Linked DNA regions of Homo sapiens: all the other regions are linked to region 3. The links are chromatin contacts, found by Hi-C or POLR2A ChIA-PET in ENCODE. All regions are on one chromosome and are shown on one strand. Each heading gives the region's core, a stretch centred on a gene start or an enhancer-like site at or near the end of the contact. The rest is flanking DNA. Distances are from core to core; before and after follow the strand shown. Region 1 has its middle 20 kb from the start of IPO7. Region 2 overlaps SBF2 (SET binding factor 2). Region 3 holds the start of SBF2-AS1 (SBF2 antisense RNA 1).

Evidence for each region. Hi-C counts contacts between places; a loop is a spot of excess contacts on that map. ChIA-PET counts read pairs that join two places held with the same protein, here RNA polymerase II (POLR2A). Pooled maps may share reads with other maps.
Region 1: a loop to region 3 is called in a pooled map, with 5 times the contacts of the local background. The contact joins the enhancer-like site here to the promoter of SBF2-AS1 in region 3. A Hi-C loop is called at or near these places in 6 of 50 pooled maps. POLR2A ChIA-PET finds 5 or more read pairs at or near these places in 3 of 52 experiments (B cell, IMR-90 and activated CD4-positive, alpha-beta T cell).
Region 2: a map of mammary epithelial cell shows a loop between it and region 3 (2.6-fold over the local background). The contact joins the enhancer-like site here to the promoter of SBF2-AS1 in region 3. A Hi-C loop is called at or near these places in 2 of 168 maps with a recorded cell type or tissue (IMR-90 and mammary epithelial cell) and 3 of 50 pooled maps.

What each region holds. Positions count from the first base shown.
Region 1 is chr11:9,363,195-9,366,237 of GRCh38, forward strand. No RefSeq gene overlaps it. Among named protein-coding and RNA genes, the nearest start is that of IPO7, 20 kb to the right of the region's middle. RefSeq lists enhancers at 517-1,716, 1,352-2,053 and a silencer at 1,347-1,526. Within about 2 kb of position 1,282, at least 41 of the 41 ENCODE cell types and tissues checked have a DNase peak (open chromatin) inside an H3K27ac peak, as active enhancers do; they include B cell and IMR-90, where a contact is called at or near this core.
Region 2 is chr11:10,121,309-10,124,524 of GRCh38, forward strand. All of the region lies in intron 2 of SBF2 (SET binding factor 2), which reads right to left. Among named protein-coding and RNA genes, the nearest start is that of SBF2, 170 kb to the right of the region's middle. Within about 2 kb of position 1,648, at least 4 of the 41 ENCODE cell types and tissues checked have a DNase peak (open chromatin) inside an H3K27ac peak, as active enhancers do; they include mammary epithelial cell, where a contact is called at or near this core.
Region 3 is chr11:9,757,013-9,760,052 of GRCh38, forward strand. SBF2-AS1 (SBF2 antisense RNA 1) reads left to right here and starts at 1,281. Exons shown (of 3, transcript NR_036485.1): 1 at 1,281-1,491. LINC02709 (long intergenic non-protein coding RNA 2709) reads right to left here and starts at 2,521. Exons shown (of 3, transcript NR_033972.1): 1 at 2,417-2,521; 2 at 755-831. RefSeq lists silencers at 1,091-1,490, 1,611-1,730.

The DNA.
Region 1 (3,043 bases), core at 32-2,531, 390 kb before region 3:
TCAGAGCACTTATTACACAGTATAATGACGACGTGATTATGTATTTATCTCCCCTCACCAGAGCTCTGGAGGGCAGGAATCCGAGTACCACAATACAGGATGCAGAGCAGGCCTAAAATATTTATGGGAAGGATGGGAGCCGGACTATGATGGATCGCTTTAAATACCAGGGAAAGGACTTTCCACTCAAACCAAAATTCAACAGAGTATTAAATTTTCTTGCACAGAGGAATGACTTGCAGAATACAGTGTGCCATAAAAATGCACCCGGTCATTGTGTGAAGTTGGATGGGAATGTGGCAAAACCAGTTAGGAAGTTGCTGAGGTGACTCTGTCCATGGAGAGGAAGAACTACATCTAAAAGGCATTTCAAAGAAAATACAGGCCAGGCACGGTGGCTGTCGCCTGTAATCCCAGCACTTTGGGAGGCCAAGGCAGGCGGATCACGAGGTCAAGAGATCGAGACCATCCTAGCCAATATTGTGAAATCCTGTCTCTACTAAAAATACAAAAATCAGCTGGGCGTGGTGTCGTGCGTCTGTAGTCCCAGCTACTCAGGAGGCTGAGGCAGGAGAATCGCTTGAACCCAGGAGGAACCCAGGAGGGGGAGGTTGCGGTGAGCCGAGATCGCGCCAGCCTCGTGACAGAGGGAGACTCCGTCTCAAAAAAAAAAAAAAAAAAAAAAAGGAAAGAAAGAGAAAATACAAACAAAAGCTGAGATTTGCTGAGTTCCTACCATGTGCTACGCAATGCCAACAACAAGGTGGCATGGAATAATCCTCATGTCTGTTAAGTGGGTGGGGGTAGGAGTGGGGGTAGGAGTAGGGGAGTGTCACACATCTGCAAACGGTAACGTTGAACTTCCAAAGTAGGTCCATCGGGCTCTCAGGACCCGCGGCTGTCCGAGGCCTCAGTTGCCTCAATTAGTCTTAGGCTAACTTCCTCCTTGCGCTGGGGGGTGGGGAATACTTTCCCGTGCGGAGGCCTCAGCTCCTCAATGTACAGAGAAGAGCCTTGCAGGGCCTAAACACTGGAGTTCAGGGATCCTTTATCAAGCTGCCAAACCTTTTCAGGGGCTTGGAAGGACACCTAAGGGCGGAAGCGGGCGCGTTGTGGCCCCCGTGGGGCAGTGGGAAGGCAGCAGGGCCTCGCGGGCGGAGGCCGGAGCGCCGCTGACGCCGGAGCGGAAGCCGCTGAGTCATGGTGGGGGCAGGAATGCAGCGCATTTGGAGAAGGCCCGGGACGCCGGCGGCTCCAGCATTACTGAGCAGTGACTTGGCGTCCGCACCTTCACTGCAGTCGGGAACCACCAGTGACGGCGGTGACCGGAAGAGCTGAGTCACCGCAGGCGACGGCGAGCGACGCCGGCGGGGAGGGGCTGACGCGCCTGGGGCCGCGCGCCTGGGCTCCAGGGCCCCGCGCGTCGCCACGATCCCGACGTTGCAATCCCCGCCAGCTCGGCGGGGGCCGCACGGGGCTGGGTCTCCCGGATCCCGCCCGGGGATTGGAGTCTGAGGCTGAAATTTGAAATCTTGAAGTGGCCCCAAGCCACAAATACTACAGACTGGTTTCAGTGGGAATTAGGACCTTGTGAAAGGAGACAGCAGTGCCCCAAAGACTGGGTAGATTTTGAAGATCAAAGGCACTTGCCTAGGAACAAAAATGATTTGCCTGACTCAGTTCCAAAATGCAGCAAATAATAATTAAAGCGAAACACACACGCACTGTTTTTTTTAAATGCAAGAGCAAAACTTTTAAAATTCCAAAAGAAAATAAATCTTGGTTTCCGAGATGAATTCGTCAAAGGAAAATATCTTGGGGCCCCCATATCACTAAGCTAAAGGGAAAAGTCAAGCTGGGAACTGCGTAGGGAAAACCTGTCTCCCATTCTATTCAAAGTTACCCCTCTGCTCACTAACATAAATGCGTTATCTGATTGCCTCTTTTGGAGGCTGGGTGCGGTGGCTCACACCTGTAATCCCAGCACTTTGGGAAGGAGAGGCGGGCGGATCACTTGAGGTTAGGAGTTCCAGACCAGCCTGGCCAACATAACGAAATCCCGTCTCTACTAAAAATACAAAAATTAGCCGGGCATGCTGGTGGGCGCCTGTAATTCCAGCTACTCGGGAGGCTGAGGCAGGAGAATCGCTTGAACTCGGGAGGCGGAGGTTGCAGTGAGCCGAGCTCAGCCACTACGCTCCAGCCTGAGCAACAGAGCCAGACTCCCTCTCAAAAAATAAGATTAAAAAAAAAAAAGAATCCAGGCTGGGCACGGTGGCTCACGCCTGTAATCCTAACACTTTGGGAGGCCAAGGCGGGTGGATCACCTGAAGTCAGGAGTTCGAGATCAGCCTGGTGAACATGGAGAAACCCCTATCTCTACTAAAAATATATAAATTAGCTGGGCGTGGTGGCGGGCGCCTGTAATCCCAGCTGCTTGGGAGGCTGAGGCAGGAGAATCGCTTGAACCCGGGAGCAGAGGTTGCAGTGAGCCGAAATTGGGCCACTTCTCCCCAGCCTGGGCGAAAGAGGGAAACTCCATATGAAGAAAGAAAGAGAGAGAGAGAGGGAGGGAAGCTCAAAAGAATGCAACCATTTGTCTCCTATCTACCTATGACCTGGAAAGCCCCCATTTCCAGACCAAACCCGTGTTGATCTTATATATGTCGATTGATGTCTCATGTCTCCCTAAAATGTAGAAAACCAAACTGTGCTCTGACCACCTTGGGCACATGTCCTCAAGGAGGTCCTCAGGGCACGTATCCTCAACCTTGGCAAAATAAACTTTTTAAATTAACTGAGACCTATCTCAGATTTTCGGGGTTCACAAGTTCTAACAGGATGGGAGTTTTGCAGAGGGAACTTTCCAAAGGTCCCTGAAACTTGCTTGGTGGTACCAGGACTCAGTAGTTTATCTCTTTCTCTAGTTTCTTCCCACTTCCACACTACTGAAGCCAGAACTCATTTTTGTATAATAGTGCTTAATTAGGCTGGACACAGTGGCTCACGCCTGTAATCCCAGCTACTTGGGAGGCTGAGGCAG
Region 2 (3,216 bases), core at 398-2,897, 360 kb after region 3:
GACAGCCTGCTTCTGTCTTTGAAATCTCTCCAATCTCTCCTTTTTCTATATTCTTTCAATCCAATTCTGCTCTTAAGAAAGGATTTAATATGACTTGAGGAACATTTTTTATTTCTCCCAGGGACATTTATGTATGAAGTCTTAACACTGTTAAAGGAAAGATATATCCCCCTCCCACCACCACATGGTAAGGAGGATGGGATAAAGCCTTAAGACTTAGCTACAAGGCAGAGGTATGCAGGGCTAGTATTCTCGAAACCAATTTTACATATGACTAGCAGCTGATCCCCTATTTCACCTAAGACTGACAATTTTTAGAAACAAAAACAACCAACATTGATATAAAAATATGCTTTTGTACAAGCCAAGCATTTACTTGGGAACCTGTAGAATAAATTACAGTTGTCCTCTTTTACCCACAGTTTCATTTTCTGTGCCTTCAGATCTGAAAATATTAAACAGAAAATTCTAGAAATAAATAATTCATAAGTTTTAAATTTCATACCATTCTGCATAGTGTGATGAAATCTGTCACCACTCCATCCAGCCTCGGACAGAAATCACTCCTTTGTCCAGTGAATCCACAATGTGTATGCTATCTGCCCACCTGTTACTCACTTAGTACCATCCTGGTTATGATGACTGCTGAAGTATTACAGGGTTTGTGTTCAAGTAACCCTTATTTTACTTAGTAATGTCCCCAAAGTACAAGAGTAGTGATGCTGGCAATTCAGATATGCCAAAGAGAAGCCATAAAGTGCTTCCTTTAAGTGTAAAAGTGAAAATTCTCAAGTGAATAAGGAAAGAAAAAAATCATATGCTTAGGCTGCTATGATCTATGGTAGGAATAAATCTTCTACCCATGACATTGTGAAGAAGGAAAAAGAAATTCATGCTAATGTTGCTGTCACACCTCAAACTGCCAAAGTTACAGCTACAGTGTATATAGTAAGTGTTTAGTTAAGATGAAAAAGGCATTAAATTTGTGGGTGGAAGACAGGAATAAAAATGTATTCCAACTGATGGCAATCAAGTGGGTACTGTCCACAGTTTCAGGGTGGGAGTCTTCGAACATATACTCCTCAGCTAAGTGGGGACTAATATATATTTATGTATTTTAGAGTGCACAGCTAGAACTCAGAACAGGCCCTAAAAACTTGCTTAATATTTGAATTATGAGACTTTTCCAACATCTCACTTGTTCAACACCCTCAATTATGTGGCACACAGCCAAGGTCCTAAAAGTAGGCCAAACAAGCAAACTATAAAAAACTAAAATTAGATATCACAAATCTTTATTAAAAGGCACTTGATTTTCCTCATAGGAGAATCATTTGACACTCACTCAGTTATTAGATACTATTAGTTTACACATAATTCTAGCAAATTCAACTAGTCATTTTCCAATTTATAACAAATGCATTTACACTGGGGGTGAAGATGGAGACACGGGAGTCTCAGCACGCACAGTAGGCTAGGTCAGCCCTTCATACCTGCACACTTACACATTACTTGTATGCATCATTTACTAGAGTAGATTACAAGAATTGAAACTCTATAGAATAGCCTTAGTCATCAAAGGTTAAATTATATTAGTATGTGCTCTCAGAAATATGCATAGCTTGTACAGCATGTAGTTACACACACACATACACACCCATACCTTGTCTCCGTTTTTCTTCTGCTTTCTGCCAAAAGCTATTCAAACCTCAACCATTTCATGAGTCACCACACAGGCAGCTCTTACTTTGGCTTTACCTCTCCCTGCTTGGTTTCACCACTCCAATCACCTGGCTCAACTATAGAAAACCCTTCTGATTTTCCCTACTGAAGGAAACATCAGGGTTAGAGTGTCACAAAACACTACAAAACCGAAATGAATCCATGTATGCTCATCTTTGAAAGAGAAAGTCAGGGAGGAAGAGTTCGACAAACAGAAACAGGAATAAGAAGGGAAACATAGGGTTCAGCTCACAAATACTTGCAATTTATTTGAGTACAAAATATTCATTCCTCTAAGTAGTTTATTTATGACAGACACTTTGAGGTACTGTATACTCTAATCACTTGTTCTACTTTATCTGTCTTTAACATTACTAGGAAAAACTGAAGGATTTCCCTGTTATCTGGGTAGTTTTATAAATCCCGACAATAAAAAATCTACCAAGAGAATGTGATATTTAAGTTTTTGTATTCATATTTTTAAAATTCTTTTTAAAAATACAAAAATTAAAATCACTTATCCCTACTTGAAAAAAGAGAGAGAAATCTACTTCCTAACAGTGCCTAATGGTTATAGATCTCCACTAGTTCCTGTTGTATTCAGAGTCGAGTTTAATCTCTCTCCCCTAGTCTTGACTATAAAGTCTTCCTTACAAAAAAAAAAAGAAAAATATTTTCCTTACTTCCACTAACATAAATAAGCTTTATTGTCTGCATTATTCAGACCTAGGTATAAACATACACATGTAATAATAGCTTTTTAAAATAAAAATGTACATTTGTCCACATCTTGCTTTTCTCACTTAACAATGTCATTCTTTTCTACACTTCTCAAACATGGTGTATTTACCTAACAACAAGACTACTGAGACGGTTTTCAGTATTTTGCTATTCCAAGAAACACCAATGAATATGCTTATAACAAATTAGAATCTCACTATTAAAGTGTGAATATGAACAGCCTAACACTAATAGTTAGTTATAGAAACATTTTATGGTTTGGCCAACCTGATAGCCAAAATCTTCATTCACTTTTATTTTAGATTGCCTTTAAAAAATTATGACTGAGATTGCAGGCAGCTTCTCATGGTTTCTGGCAATATGTGTTTCTTCAGTGAACTGACAGTTTGTATTTTTTTGGTTGTTGTTTAGTTTTACTATTAAGTTCTAAGGTGTTTTTGATCAAGGTAATCAACCTTTGTATCTTTTAACTTGGTTGACAGTATCTACCACAGTACACTAACATTAAGAAAATTTATCCTTCCAATGGCATACTAGAAAACTGTTAACCTGCCTACTTACTCTATCTGATTAGAGTCTAGACACTGTGAAGTTCCATGTAACTTGTACATTTCCGTCCTAGAGAAAGCAGAAACCCAAAGGTTACCGTTTTATAACTTTTTAGAAAATTAACCAAATTTGTATCTAATCAATATTATTCTGAAGGCATCATTTTTCAATTTTCCTGGAAAGGTGAACTATATAAGTCCCTAT
Region 3 (3,040 bases), core at 31-2,530:
CAAGGGCCTGTGACTGCCACCTCCCAGTAGACCCCAAGGACCTCCAGCCTCTGCTCTCCCCTCAAGGGTCCTGTCGCTCCCTTGGTGGCCATTAGCTGTGGTGGCCAGAGCTGTTCTCCACTCTACCTCCCAGGGCCTCTATCAGCAGCTGACGGTTCCTGCGGCTTGTAATGTTCCTGCTGATCTGCCTCACTCACTACCCGTCACCGCTGATGAACTTTCCCAAAAGTCAGCCCAGAACTCCTTAAGGGAAGGGGCAGCCTCGTTGTGGTAGTTCCAGCACCCTGTACCAAGCAGGTTCTTAGTAAATGCTGACTGTTGAGTGGCCCCTTTCTGAAATAAATTCCTTGTTCTCAAATATATCCTGGATCTGGTCCCCTTGGGTCCAATCAGCGCTTGAACCAGACAGCAATGACTGACCACCTCTACTCAAGAGTTTCTGGTTTATTTGGAGCCTCTACCCCACCCAACCCTAAGGCTGGGAACCCTTTTGCCTTCCTTTTTTCTTAAAGGAAGTTAATCCCAGCACATGTGAAAGATGGACCATCCATCCCAATGCCTCATGTCCTGGGCTTCATTTCTCCATTTCTCCCAGGGCACCCTGGGAGTCTACATGCAAACAGAGATACTAGAAAGTTAACTTCCGGAAACCCCCTTGATAGGCCAATTCGTCCCCTTTTCTCTCTCTCCATGTGATTTTTTTTTTTCAAAAAATATCTTTTGTAGTTTTTTTTTCCTTATCACCAATACATACCCAATGTGGAAAACTGAGAAAAAGCAGGTTTGTAAAAAGAATAAAATGCTTCGCCATAATCTCACTCTGCAGACAACCTACAATGGCAAAAATCGCAATTAATTTTGCACCAACCTAATACTAGGATTTCAGTGCACAGCCTTCCAGGCCTACATTTAGGTTTGTTTGAAACAGGAACATGCGGTTCAACCGCCAACCTGAGCCCGCGTCCCCTAAGGCCAATACCACCATCCTGACCCTCCTTGGGAGGTCCTGAAATGACCCCAGTTCCAGGGGCAACGAAATGCATACGCTTTCGAGGGAAGGAGGGGAGGAAACGACCCTGTGGCGCAGGTCTGCACGGCCAAGGGGGTTCCCTGAGCTGGTGGAGCGGCGTGGCGTGGCCTAGGAAGTCCCTGGGCGAGGGAGGCGGGGCGCGGCGTGGTGGGGGCGACTGGGTGGTGCAGGCCTGCGCACGCGCGCAGCCGTGGGCGGGACGGGCGGCCTGGGGGCTTCGCCGCCAGGTGGCAGGCGTGCGCCACGCCCGCAGGTTCCAGCCCCGACCCGGGCGCGCGGGGCCGACTAGGGTCGGGTCCAGTGTGCGGTGGTCGCTCCGCTCCGGGCCGCTCCGCTCTGGGCGTCAGGGCGCGGGGAGCTGCCCCGGGGTTCTGTCCACCGGGGAGGAAAGCCACGAGCACTGAGCGCCTCCTGAGAGCCAGCCCTGACGTGAACTCATTTTATCTGCCACGACCCAGAAGGTGGGCGCAATTTTCCTATGTTCCAGGTGTGAAAAGTGAGGCTCAGGGAGCTAGGCAGTTGCCCAAGGGGACACAGCAGTGACGGCTCTGGGACGAAGCCCAGGTGTCCAGACGCGATGGCCTCTTCCCGCGTTCTCGGCGGGTACGGCGCGCCGCCTGCCTGCGGCCCGCGGGGAGGTGGTCGGGTGGCCGCCCCGGCTCCTCCTCGGGCCCCTGAGGATTTCCGGCCGGGACCCCGAGGAGGGCCCTGTGGCCTTGCGGCATCCGTGGTCACGATTCCAGCCCCACACGGCCTCCCGCCAGTCCCTGCGAGTGCCCAAGACGGGGCCGCCCCTCCCGTCTCCTCCCTTCTCTCCCCTCCCCGGCGTCTCCCGCCGAGGGCGCTGCAGGCGGCCTGGTTGGGATGAGGGCGGGCAGGCGGCCCACAAGCAGGGGCCTGTTTCCTGACTCGTTTGACCCTGGCTGTCCCTGCGGAGGCCCCAGCAGACCCAGCAAGGTCATCTAGGGCGAAATTCCAGTCTGAGCCCTGAGCAGTGACTTAAGTTTTCCCGATAAGGCTCAAGAAGGGACACAGATTGTCCTCCCCACACCCCGCACTCTGTCAGCACCTCCACTCTGGTGAAGCCTCTGCTGCAGACAGCCCGGCTCGAGAAGAGACAAAGATAGACTTGGGACAGATAAGGACAGAGACAGCCAGGGAGAGAGGGGCAAGGAGCTCAGAGGTGAAGATGGGGCCGCGCCGATGGGGAGGCAGCGGGTCTGCGGCCGCCGAGATGGGAAGTGGGCCCTGGAGCGGGCTTGCCGAGCCTACGACCGGGGCTGGGATGTTGGAGGAAGACGCGGTCATGAGGGCTGAAAAAGAAGGGGTTTTTGGTATGGTAGAAAAATGGATTGGGCTGGCAGCTCGAAGGCCACAGCCCTGTACCTCTGGGCCTGGTCTCGTGTGTGCACCTGGGACCGGTGGGTGAGGGGTGATGTAGAGTCAATGAGGGACGAGCTCGCTGAGTCTCCAGGAGGCAGGAGTGGAGAGGGCGAGGGAGGGAGGGTAGGACCTGTATACCTACGGTGGAGGGGGCAGGCGGGGGACAGATGCTGCTGGGCCAAGACTACTGAGTCTCTCCTGCCTGCTGGAGGTCCCTAGCTCAGGACTTATTCCATGCACACTCTGATAGAATATTTACGCCCAACACTAACTGTTTGGCTTGGCAAATAAGCAAAGCCATAAAGTCACAGCTGGCCTGTAGGCTCCCAGTCACCATGTGCAGCTGAGTCACAACCACTTCCCCCACCCCCTGGGGAGCAAGCGCCTATGCTCATGCCTGCACTCAGACACATATCCACACAGATACCCACAGATGCCGCGTGCCACTGAGTCATAGCTACCTCCTCAGAGAGCACGTGCCTGCATGTACTTGCACACAGGTCCCCACAGATGCCATATACACCTGAGTGTGAGTCATCATCACCACTGAACCCTGAGGGAGGGCACCCAGAGTGTGTTCTGCCATCCTTGCTTAGAGATACCCATATACACACATATACAGATATG